Regions from separate parts of the Homo sapiens genome. Here region 1 is linked to region 2. The links are chromatin contacts, found by Hi-C or POLR2A ChIA-PET in ENCODE. All regions are on one chromosome and are shown on one strand. The core of a region is the stretch at or near the end of the contact, and the rest is flanking DNA. Distances in the headings are between cores, read along the strand shown.

Region 1 (5,528 bases), core at 2,648-5,147, 56 kb before region 2:
ATGTAGGGCAGGGGCAGGTAAACCCATTTACTAAACATAAGCTAAATACAAGCCAAAAAAGGACCAGGTTACCAGATTTACCTTAACCTTCTAGAAATAGCTGTGTATCATCTAATAACACCTAAATTTATATCCCTCACTCATCAATGAAAATATCCTTTAATATCAATCGACAAAATAAAGAGAGACACTATTTAGGGAAAAAAGTTAGTTATCCGGTGTGATACCTTTGCAGTGTGTCAGCTTAACTAGGCTGAACTAGAGTTTCCAGAATTTCATTTCTTGTATGTTTCCAGTTGGGATGGTCTATAAAGTATATTTTTTCAAGAGGTGGACTATAAATGGAAAACAGTGGCCATTTAGTAGCATACACATACCTTCTCCCAGCTACTCAAGAAAAAACTAATCTAAGCCAGACGTGGTGGTGCTCGCCTATAATCCCAGTTACTTTGGAGGCTGAGGCAGGAGAATCACTTGATCCTGGGAGACGGAGGTTTCAATGAACCAAGATTAAGCCACTGCACTCCAGCCTGAGCCAAAAGAGCTAGAGACTGTGTCAAAAACCAAAACCAAAACAAAAAACAAAAAACCACTCTAGATACTGCTGTGAGAAATTCTGCAGATGTAATTAAGAAAAGTAATCAGTTGAATTTAAGTTAATCAACAGGGAGATTATCCTGGGTTAACCTGACATATTCCATTAGAAGTCTTTAAAAGAGGGCTTTGGTCTTTTCTAAGCTCAGATATTCCAAACACCAACTGGGTTTACAACAGTGCCCTCTGGATCTTCCTTCCTTACCCATCTGCTTTGTGGACTCTAGACTAGTCAGCATGAACTTATACAAGCCAATTCCTCATAATAAGGGAGACAGAGAGAGCTAGAGAGAGCTAGAGAGAGAGAGAGAGAGAGAAAGAGAGAGAGAGAGAGAGAGAGTGAGTGTGTGTGTGTGTGTGTGTCCCCTACTGCTTCTCTGGTTGAAACTTGTTAAGCTTTTCTTTAAAGCTTCACCTTCATAAAAATTCTAAAATAAAACTTATAACATCCCATTATGGCACTAACACCATAATTATAGCTCATGGCATGAACCCAAGAGGCTAACATTATGATATGTGTTTCAAAACAGTTATAGTATGATAAGGAGTATTTTAAAGCCAAGTAAGTTAAAATATATTCCAGAATGTCAAATACTCTAGCCTACACCTCTACACCAGTAAGAACGCAAGTAGTATTCATTTCAGTATGAAAACATATTTTATTTAATAAACAGATTAATCCAATAAATATGGAAAATAGTTAAGACCAGAAAAATAAAAAGCTTTCTTGAAATAAGTCATCAAGGTATTAAAGGTATATTGAAAGACCATAAAAGCCCTCAAGCTTAATTTAAAATGAAGTTTTAGGCTGGGCGCAATGGCTCACGCCTGTAATCCCAGCACTTTCGGAGGCCAAGGCGGGTGGATCACGAGGTCAAGAGATCAAGACCATCCTGGCCAACATGGTGAAACCCTGTCTCTACTAAAAATACAAAATTCAGCGGGGCATGGTGGTGTGCGCCTATAGTCCCAGCTATTTGGGAGGCTGAGGCAGGAGAACTGCTTGAAACTGGGAGGCAGAAGTTGCAGTGATCCCAGATCATGCCACTGCACTCCAGCCTGGGCGACAGAGCCAGACTCCGTCTCAAAAAAATAAATAAATAAAATAAGCTTTAGAAACTCTACATTTTTCCCAAAAAAGGCCCCATAATTGAGTTGCAAGCAACAGGTAGACACTGAGGGGTACAATGTATGTATGTTGTTGAGTGTCATGTGTGCATATATGTACTTTAGATTTTCTAAAAATTGCCTGCACTCCTAAGGAAAGACATTAATGAAGGACCCACAAAACAAATATTAATCTTAATTTACCTTAACATCCTAGAATACCACATTTAGTTACTATCCCATCAAAAGGTATTCTCTTTAAAAATAATCAGATTATATCACAATGAGGTGACAGATTTGAGAGATAAATAATCAGATTACATCACAATGAGGTGACAGATTTGAGAGATAAATAATCAGCTTATACCACAAAGAGGTGACCGATTTGAGATAAAAATAAAAAGTGAAAAGCTTTGATTACATAGCAAATGTCAATTGCTGGACTTATTTTGTATCTTAAATAGAAAACAGTCACTAATTACCTATGCCAGAAAAAGTCAAATATTCAATATTCAAAGTGCTTTCTGAAAGTTTAATAAACTAGAAATAAGATCACTTGAAATTCCACTTCACATATAGAATGACCTATCGCCATATCATTATATGTAAGTTTCCCTTTTGTTGTAACACACCAATATATTTTTATCACTAATCAAATATACAGAATAATTTCAAACTGTTCTTTTGAACGTTATAGTATCAAGATGTAGTATGTGTTAAATCAAGTGTATTTGATCAAATTTCATCATTTTGACTGCCCCAAAATATTCTGCTACACAAAGAACCACAATTTATATTTCCATCTCTCCATTTATGGCCATTTATACTGATTCCAATTTATTATTATTATAAACAATCCTGCAGTGAATATCCTCATTCCCATCTTCCAAAACACATGTGACAAGAGTTTCTTAAGAAACTGACACATAATGAAATTTCCACAAACAGGACCTTCTTAAAAAAAAACACACACTATTAGTTGACAGTGCCAAATTGCTTTCCAATATGTCTGTGTCTATTTACACTGACTTGTGTGGGAGTTCATATTTCTCCATATCCTAGACATAGCTTTGATAACATTGAGGACATCAAATGGTACATTATTCTCATTAAATATAAAGGTGCATTCGCTTGAGTATTAATAAGGTAAAGCATCTTTTCAAATGTTCATTTTTAATTCAGGTTTTCTGCCCTGTGAATTGCCTGTTCACACACTTTGTTCATTTTTAATTGAATTTGTGATCTTTTAAAATTGTTTTTGAATGAATTTTTAATAAATTCTAAATATACACATTTTGTTACAGATGTTGCAAATACACTCCCACTCTGTGGCTTGTCTTTTAAATGGGGTATGGTGTCTTTTGCATAAAAAGGATTTTTAAAATACATTTCAATGTAGTTATAGCTACTGATATTCCTTTATAAGTTTTCTAGTCAGTAATCCTGCTTTACAATGAAGTCATAAATGTATCTCCTATGTTTTCTTCTAGTGGTTGAGTTTTTTGCTCTTCATTTTTGGGCATGTGATCCATCAAAAGATTTATTTTTGCATATGCAAATTCAACTATCCTAATATCATTTATTAAATTCACGCTTCCCACTTCTCATGTAAATTTCTCTCCATCTACCTCTTTCTTTCCACAATACACACATACATATCCGAGTAAAATAGCTTAGTCTAATTCCATTGGTCAACCTGCTTATCCCTCAGTCATACAGACAATTATGAAACTGATAAGAATTAAATGCTCTGAAAGCACTCCTCCATTTTTCTTTTAGAACTGTCCCAACTACCAATGGGCAATTTTACTATCTTAAGAATTCTGTAATCAATTCATTAAATTCCACCAGAAAAAAAGTTAGGATTTCTAACTAGATTTTACTATATAGATTTGAAAATACATATCTTTAAGATAAATAAATTATTATCAGTTTTCAAATGTATAGCTCTAAAGCTGTTTGTTGCATTTTCCATGATTTTTTAAATACAGTATTTCAAATTTGGCCCTTGATTTCACTTACTTACAGTGTGTCACCTATTCTAAGACATTTCTTAAAAAGTATTTTAAGGTTTTTTTGAAACCCGATGTGTCTCATTAATGCCATAAGCTAGGCAGCAGTAAGCCACAGGTGTTCCTGTCTAACCACTGTTGGGTGAGCTCTGAGCAGCCCTCAATGTTCCCACTGAGTGTGCCAGAGTGCAAGGGTTATCTATCTCCTCTGGCTGAGCAGTTTCTGCAGTAACATATGCAACTGAGGAGGTCAAGGGTAGAGGACTGCCTTGTCTGCTTCTTGCTCAAGAATTGTGGGGACCTTGGCCCTGGGCTCCTCTTCTGAAATCCAGCCCACCAAGAGCAGGTGTTGTCTGGCCTCTGCATTACCCTGTGCACACCAGGGCTCAGGGCATCAGTGCAAGTATGCTAACACTCTGCTACTATTTTTGCTGTAAATAATAAAGCATGGCTTCTGATTCAGAAGTCCTAGGTCTTCTGCCATCATCCATGAAACTGTGGTGGCAAGCTAGCTTATCTTACAAGATAAAAATCTTAGGCGCTTCACATTTCTTGACAACAATGTGCACAAAAACTTGAAATGGCCTGGGAAGAAATTCTAGAGGAGAATAGTAAGTCACTCTTTTAAAAATGCTGCATCATCGAACATTCCTGGTAGTATAGATTGCTGTATGTTGTGAAAAACATGACTAAAAACTGATACTGAACTCTGCGAAAAAGTCTTAGGCATTCACTAATTAATTTCACTTACATTTTTCTTTTAATGTATACCATGGGATACAATGAAATGACAGGACGAAATAAGTTTAGAAAAAGCCTATTCATATTATTCATATACAAATAAAAACTCTGTGAACTGCAAGTTCTCTGTCAATTAATCTGCTTTTTTGTTTTGTGTATTTTATGTATCACCAAGTTGGTGATACATAAAATAATTACAATCAAGTTTAGTTCTACTTGTTTTTTCTTAATCAGTTTTACAAAGTTTGTCTCATTTGTAAATTTTCACAGAAACTTCCTTCATTTTAGTTAATCATCAATATAGTCGTCCTCCTCTTATCTACAAGCGATATGTTCCAAGACCTGCAGTGGATGCTTGAAGCCATGGACAGTACCAAACACTATATACACTACGTTTTTTCCTATAAACACATGCCTATGATAAAGATTAACTTATAAATGAAGCACAGTAAGAGATGAACAACAATAAAATAGAGTATAACAATATACTGTAATGAAAGTTGTGTGAATGTGATCTCTCGAAGCATCTTGTACTGTACCACAGGTAACTGAAACCATGAAAAGCAAAACTGTGGATAAGGAAGGACTACTATATAATTTTCAATACATTTTCTATTTATTAATTTTTCCTCTTTGCTTTTAATCTACTCTACTGTTCTTTCCAGATGCTTAAGTTAAAACATACATCCTTTATGGCCAACTCTTAGTTTTTAATTTCCAGCTCGATTCCACTATGATTAAAGAATATACTGTGAATAATTTCAGATGTCTGAAATTTCCTGAAGCTTTATGGACCAGCACGTGGTCAACTGGACAATATGTACCATGTACACTTTAAAATAATGTAAATAGTGTCATTGTTGGATGCAATGTTCTTTTTGATAATTAGATAATTAAATGAAGTATGCTACTTGTGTAGTTCAGACCATCTCTATTCTTACTGAGTTTTTGTCTCTTTATCAGTTATTAGGAGTTGTGTGAACAGTATGACTGTGGACTTCTGAGCTTCTACTTTTAGTTCTGGTAGTTTTTGCTTTATATATTTTCAAGCTATGTTACTTGATACACAGAGAC
Region 2 (5,248 bases), core at 1,784-4,283:
TGAACTTATACATTAAGTTTTCCCTACCTAAAACATAAAGATATGCCCTATATTATCAAATCACACTGCTAAATTAAAACTTTAATATGTAATCTGAATCACTTCACAACTCCACTGAATACAAATATGTACTAACCTTTTGAGAAAAACTACCTTTAAATAGATTTCTGTACAAACTATCAAAGACAGATGTGTAGATCGTAATTTTAAAGCATTATTATTTTCACTCACAAAATATGATCATATTCAGGCAAAAATCAAGTGTTAACCTGGGTATTGAAAAAGGAGACTTTGAATATCATTAAATTTTGATTTAATATCATTTGTTATTCAGAAGAATGAAAGTGAAAGTAGTGTACATCAAGACTCCTGAAGTTCGTGATCCTTCAACAATAAGAAGGCCGCAATGGTCAAAGGAACAAAGACTTTAAGGAAAGATAACTTACTGAATTGGCCCCTCTCCCCATAATCCCTCTAAAACAAACGCCAGCTCAACACCCAATTTGACACCAACTTCTCAAGACTGCTGACAAACAACAACCCTATGCTAACTAACTCAGAAGCTATGACGAGCCTAAGCTGATTTGCAAACCCAGGAAAATGAAACAGAAAGAGAACTTACAACTCGTGTTCCATCATCAACATGTATTATTATAAGAGAGACAGTGGAGTGTACTGTGAATAACATTATGAATCTAAACTACTAACTATAGCAACCAGGCTGGGATCCTACAGGCTGAAAACACAATCCTTGAAAAGACATTTGTCTGTCTTACAAAACCTTTGACAATATGGGTATTCATGATGGCCTAGACCCAAGAGATGCCTTTCAAAGCTATTAGTCAAAATTAAATCCCATTTTAAAAACATCAGAAAATCAGAATTATATTCACATAAAACTCCAAGAAGTCTCACTACAATTTAATCATCATGTCCAAAGGAAGCAGTTTACCAATCTAATCTGTTCATGTATTTAACAGGACGACTAGTATCATCAACAGCTAGACCTTGCCAATATTTATCAAGTCTACTACTCTGGCAGATCCTATAGAACAATTTCTAACAACTTGAAATTGATAACTAGGCAAATTTAATGACAAAATTATTACTGACTCATTCAAAATATAACACTTTTTACTTAAATAAATCAGTTAACTCTATTCATAATCATTTATAACACATCTCCATGGATTCAAACAAGAAAACCTGACCAGCCAAATAAACAATTTGATGGTCTAAATATAACTTCAATGTTCTTTCATGTCTGTAGTTTCATGAATGCATGAGAAACTTAAAGTCTTCAATAATTTAATCGTTTATCCTTCACACAAGACTGAACTCCTTCAAGAACAGGATTATTTTTCTTATGTGTAATCACAAAAACCACAGAGTGCCTGCTCTATCAGATGTCACACATTTGTTACCTTTACTCCTCCCAACAATCCTATGAAGTGAACCTTATAACTTCATAGACAAAGAAACAGATTCTAAAAAGCAAGCATATGCTCAAAGCCAATGTGATCATCTCAATTATTTTTCGGCAAATATTTATTTCAGTCCCCTTCTCTCTGTAAATGAAGTGACTTGGTATCACTAACGCAGGGTTTCTCAACCTCAGCACTACTGACATTTGGGTCCAGGTAATTCTTTGTTGGGGGGCTGGAGGTGCACGGAGGCTGACTGCCCTGTGCATTACAGGATGTTTAACAGTATCCCTGGACTCCACCCACTAGATGCCAATAGTACCCCCTCTCCCAAGTTTAGACACCAAAAGTATCTCTAGTATTGCCAAATGTCCCCATAGGTAAAACTGCCACCAGGTGAGAATCACTGGGCTAATGGAAAGCAACAAGAGCAGACGCCTTATACCTGCTTATGCAGTTTGGCTTGGATCTTGCATTCCAGTGGCCTGCCATAAGAGCATGCCCTAAGCAGCCACTGCCCGCTTTAGCCTGGGCCCAGCAGGAACATAAATGGAGAAGATCTAAACCCACCCAGTTAGCCTCAATCAAGCTAGGCTTCACCCTAACCAGTAGACCCTCAGCCAACATACAGACCCATGAGCACAGAAATAAATGATTATTATTTTTAAGCCACCCAGTTTTAGAGTGTTTTATCATGGAGCATTATTGTGGCAACTGTTGACAAATACAGCCAATAAGAGGATAAGCCAGAATTCAAAACCTAGGCCTGACTAAGAAACCTATTGTCTTTACTATATCAAAGAGTTTTTTTCAAAAGAATTAAATATTCTTACCTAGGATGTGCTTGGTACACAGTAGAGATGCAATAGAAGTCTGCTTTATTAATAAATATTAATTCTGTGAAAATTTTAATACATTTTCAGTGGCCTATTCATATTAGCCTCTCATTCTCACATCATGAGGCCAAACTTCAAAAACGTTGCAAAGGGCTACAGACTATAGCACTACTTCATTTCTCAGACCTTGAGTCTGAGACTTTCTTCTCATATCAGTTTCAGAGATCTGCACTGCCAAGTCCAAAACACATCTCTAACTTAACACTGACTTCTGTAAGTAAGGTGCTATGTGCAAATGCAAAAGACAACAGGTTTAAAGAAAAAGAAAAGTTTAACAATATTTGAAAGAATGAGTTTCATACAAATATGTGCAACAAATACTTATTGTGAATACACCATTTATCAGACACTATTCTAAGCACTAGAAATACAGCACTGAAAGACAAAAAGATTCCTGCCCTCATAGAGCTTGTGACACATAGCATAAAGATGTTTTCCAACTGCTTCACTCATATTAACTCTTTAGTCTTCATAATCTTGTGAGAGGTTTAATATCTCCATTACAGAAATGAGAAAAGCGAACACCAGGAATGAAAAGTAATTTGCTTAAAGTCACAAAACATCATCACTTCCTGGCCTTTTGGTTAAGATCAAGTGTAGTACCAAAGTCACAAAACAAGCAGCAAAACTAGCTAGAAGTCTGAATCTGAGTTCCTACTTTTGACCACGGCATGACACTGCCCCTGTGCTAACTCTCTAACCTCACATCTTACAACACTTCCCAAGCACATTCCTGCCTGAGTCAGCTGTACTTGCTGTTCACTCTGCCTAGAATGTTTTTCTCCCAGATGGTTTTCATGCCTTCCTCCCATCATTCTGTTCCTGTCTCTCCATTCCCATCATATTGTAACAGATTTCTTCCCTGATTACCCTTAAAAATGAATACCTCCTTCCATACACAGTCACTATTCATCTGTCTACCCCACTTTATGTTTCTCCATAACACTGATTACAGCTATAGATTCATTTGTGTACTGTTTGTCTTTGTCACTGAAATGTCCACTCCACAAGACCAGTGACACTGTTTAATTCATCACTTCACCACTTACTGTTTCAGGCCTCCTGAAACGATGCCTGGCAAAATGACCAGGTACATGATCACCTACCTGTCAGCCTGGCTGACCCTGTCCCCTCTCCAAAAAAAAAAAAAAAAATTAGAGGAGTGATTCTCATACTTCAGCATGCATCGGAATTATCTACAGGGCTTAACAGGCAAATTGCTAGGCCTCGCCCTTACCCCAGAGTTTCTGATTCAATAAGTATGGAAAGGGGCTTGAACATTTACAGTTCCCAGAAAGCGTAGATACTATGGTCCAAGGACTGTGTTTTGAGAATCACCGATCAAGACAAATGCCATGCTCCAACACACCAGTCGGTAATAGTAGTTCACCGTGGCAAGAAGTCACAACTGGAGGAGGAAGGAAAGGAATATAGTGAACAGGTGCCCTCTAGACTCAAGTCCTGACTTAGAAGACTGTATGAAACCCATGTCTTTTAAAGAATGCATAAATACCCCTTCCTTGAATAGGATTTCTTTTTTTAAGAGATGGAACCAGACAGATTAACATTATATTCTCTATCAAGGTCTTGTGGTCTTACATATTCTATGTTAATGCCCACTGCAGAAACATTATCCCTTAACGTTTAAATAAGCAAAACAGACAGTTGCTATCCTTTCCAGGATAGTGAAAAACCTAACAGCAGTAGACCCCAATTGGAACAGCTGCCCAAATCACAATTTCCCATCTCTAGGAATAATCCTAATACCTAGGGTAGGCTCACAGTGGTCCTGTCTAGGTAATGGTAGATAACCTCACTTCCCCAGTCAGAAAGGCCCAAAACACATTCACTCTTCTAAGAATCTGAATTTTAAAGATAAAGTCTGGGAGGCACCAATGCCAAGTTATGTCAGCAAGGCTCTCAACCGAGAAGCTCCACAAACTCCTGCTGCTCAAGTTCTCAGATGCCCTGATTCCTAGCCTAACATGGCACTTTGTTTTCCAACTATTCCTTTAATCCTCTGTGTTACTCAATAATCTTCCAACCAACTCCTCTTTTCCTACATTATCCAAGACTATTTGTGTATTTGCAACCAAAAATACCTATAAAACCAGAGTAAATGTATATAACCTTTAAAAAAAAGTATCAGATCAATTTTTGCAAATTGTAATGTAACTGTAAAATATCAAAGCTTTTTCCTATTAATTCAACTTAAGACATTTCTCATCTACAGACTAGTATTCTGTCCATATAACTAAAGAATCATAGAGCACATCATATTTTTGATATTATAATAACTCCTTTTTTCATCTGCTTTCATAAAAGTCCTCTGAAACTTAGCAAAAAGCCATCATCTTTTCTTGGTTCATTCAACAAGTATTGTTACCTATTATGTGCCAATATTATGAGGGATACAGCAGTGAATAACAAAGACAAGGTTCTTATTTTATGTACACCTTATATTCTTCAGGGGAGACAGAGAGAGAGAAAATAAACCAGAAAAATGCCCGATTATAAGTGCTATTGCAAAGAAAAAAAAAGACAACGTGAAACAGTGAGTAGCTAGATAGATGGCTTTTAAATAAAAAGGTCAGGGGAAGCCTCTCTGAAGTGACATTTGAGCTAAATTCTTAATGACAAGAAGCAGCCAGCCAGTAGAGATCAGAGCACAACTAACATGGGGTCCCTAAGACTGGGAATAGACTTGACTTATTCTAAAAGCCAAAAGAGGGTCAATGTGACTACAGTGTGGTAAAGAAGAGGGAAAATCATTTAAGATGAGGCCAGAGAAATAGAATGGACCGTATCATATAGGGCTTTGTAACAAAAAGCAAAGAATCTGGATTTATTTAGAAATTAACAGATATAGGACAAGGAGGCTATTCACAACAAGATGCTTATAGAGAATAGTTCAACAATGGACTAAGA

Evidence for each region. Hi-C counts contacts between places; a loop is a spot of excess contacts on that map. ChIA-PET counts read pairs that join two places held with the same protein, here RNA polymerase II (POLR2A). Pooled maps may share reads with other maps.
Region 1: a loop to region 2 is called in a pooled map, with 2.1 times the contacts of the local background. The contact joins two enhancer-like sites. A Hi-C loop is called at or near these places in 4 of 168 maps with a recorded cell type or tissue (Calu3, cardiac septum, heart right ventricle and 1 more), 2 of 37 single-sample maps with no recorded cell type and 1 of 50 pooled maps. POLR2A ChIA-PET finds 5 or more read pairs at or near these places in 5 of 52 experiments (HEK293, HepG2, PC-3 and 2 more).

What each region holds. Positions count from the first base shown.
Region 1 is chr6:163,512,465-163,517,992 of GRCh38, reverse strand. All of the region lies in intron 3 of QKI (QKI, KH domain containing RNA binding), which reads right to left. Among named protein-coding and RNA genes, the nearest start is that of QKI, 100 kb to the right of the region's middle. Within about 2 kb of position 3,897, at least 3 of the 41 ENCODE cell types and tissues checked have a DNase peak (open chromatin) inside an H3K27ac peak, as active enhancers do.
Region 2 is chr6:163,455,861-163,461,108 of GRCh38, reverse strand. The region is part of intron 2 of QKI (QKI, KH domain containing RNA binding); the gene reads right to left. Among named protein-coding and RNA genes, the nearest start is that of QKI, 44 kb to the right of the region's middle. RefSeq lists an enhancer at 498-727. Within about 2 kb of position 3,033, at least 9 of the 41 ENCODE cell types and tissues checked have a DNase peak (open chromatin) inside an H3K27ac peak, as active enhancers do.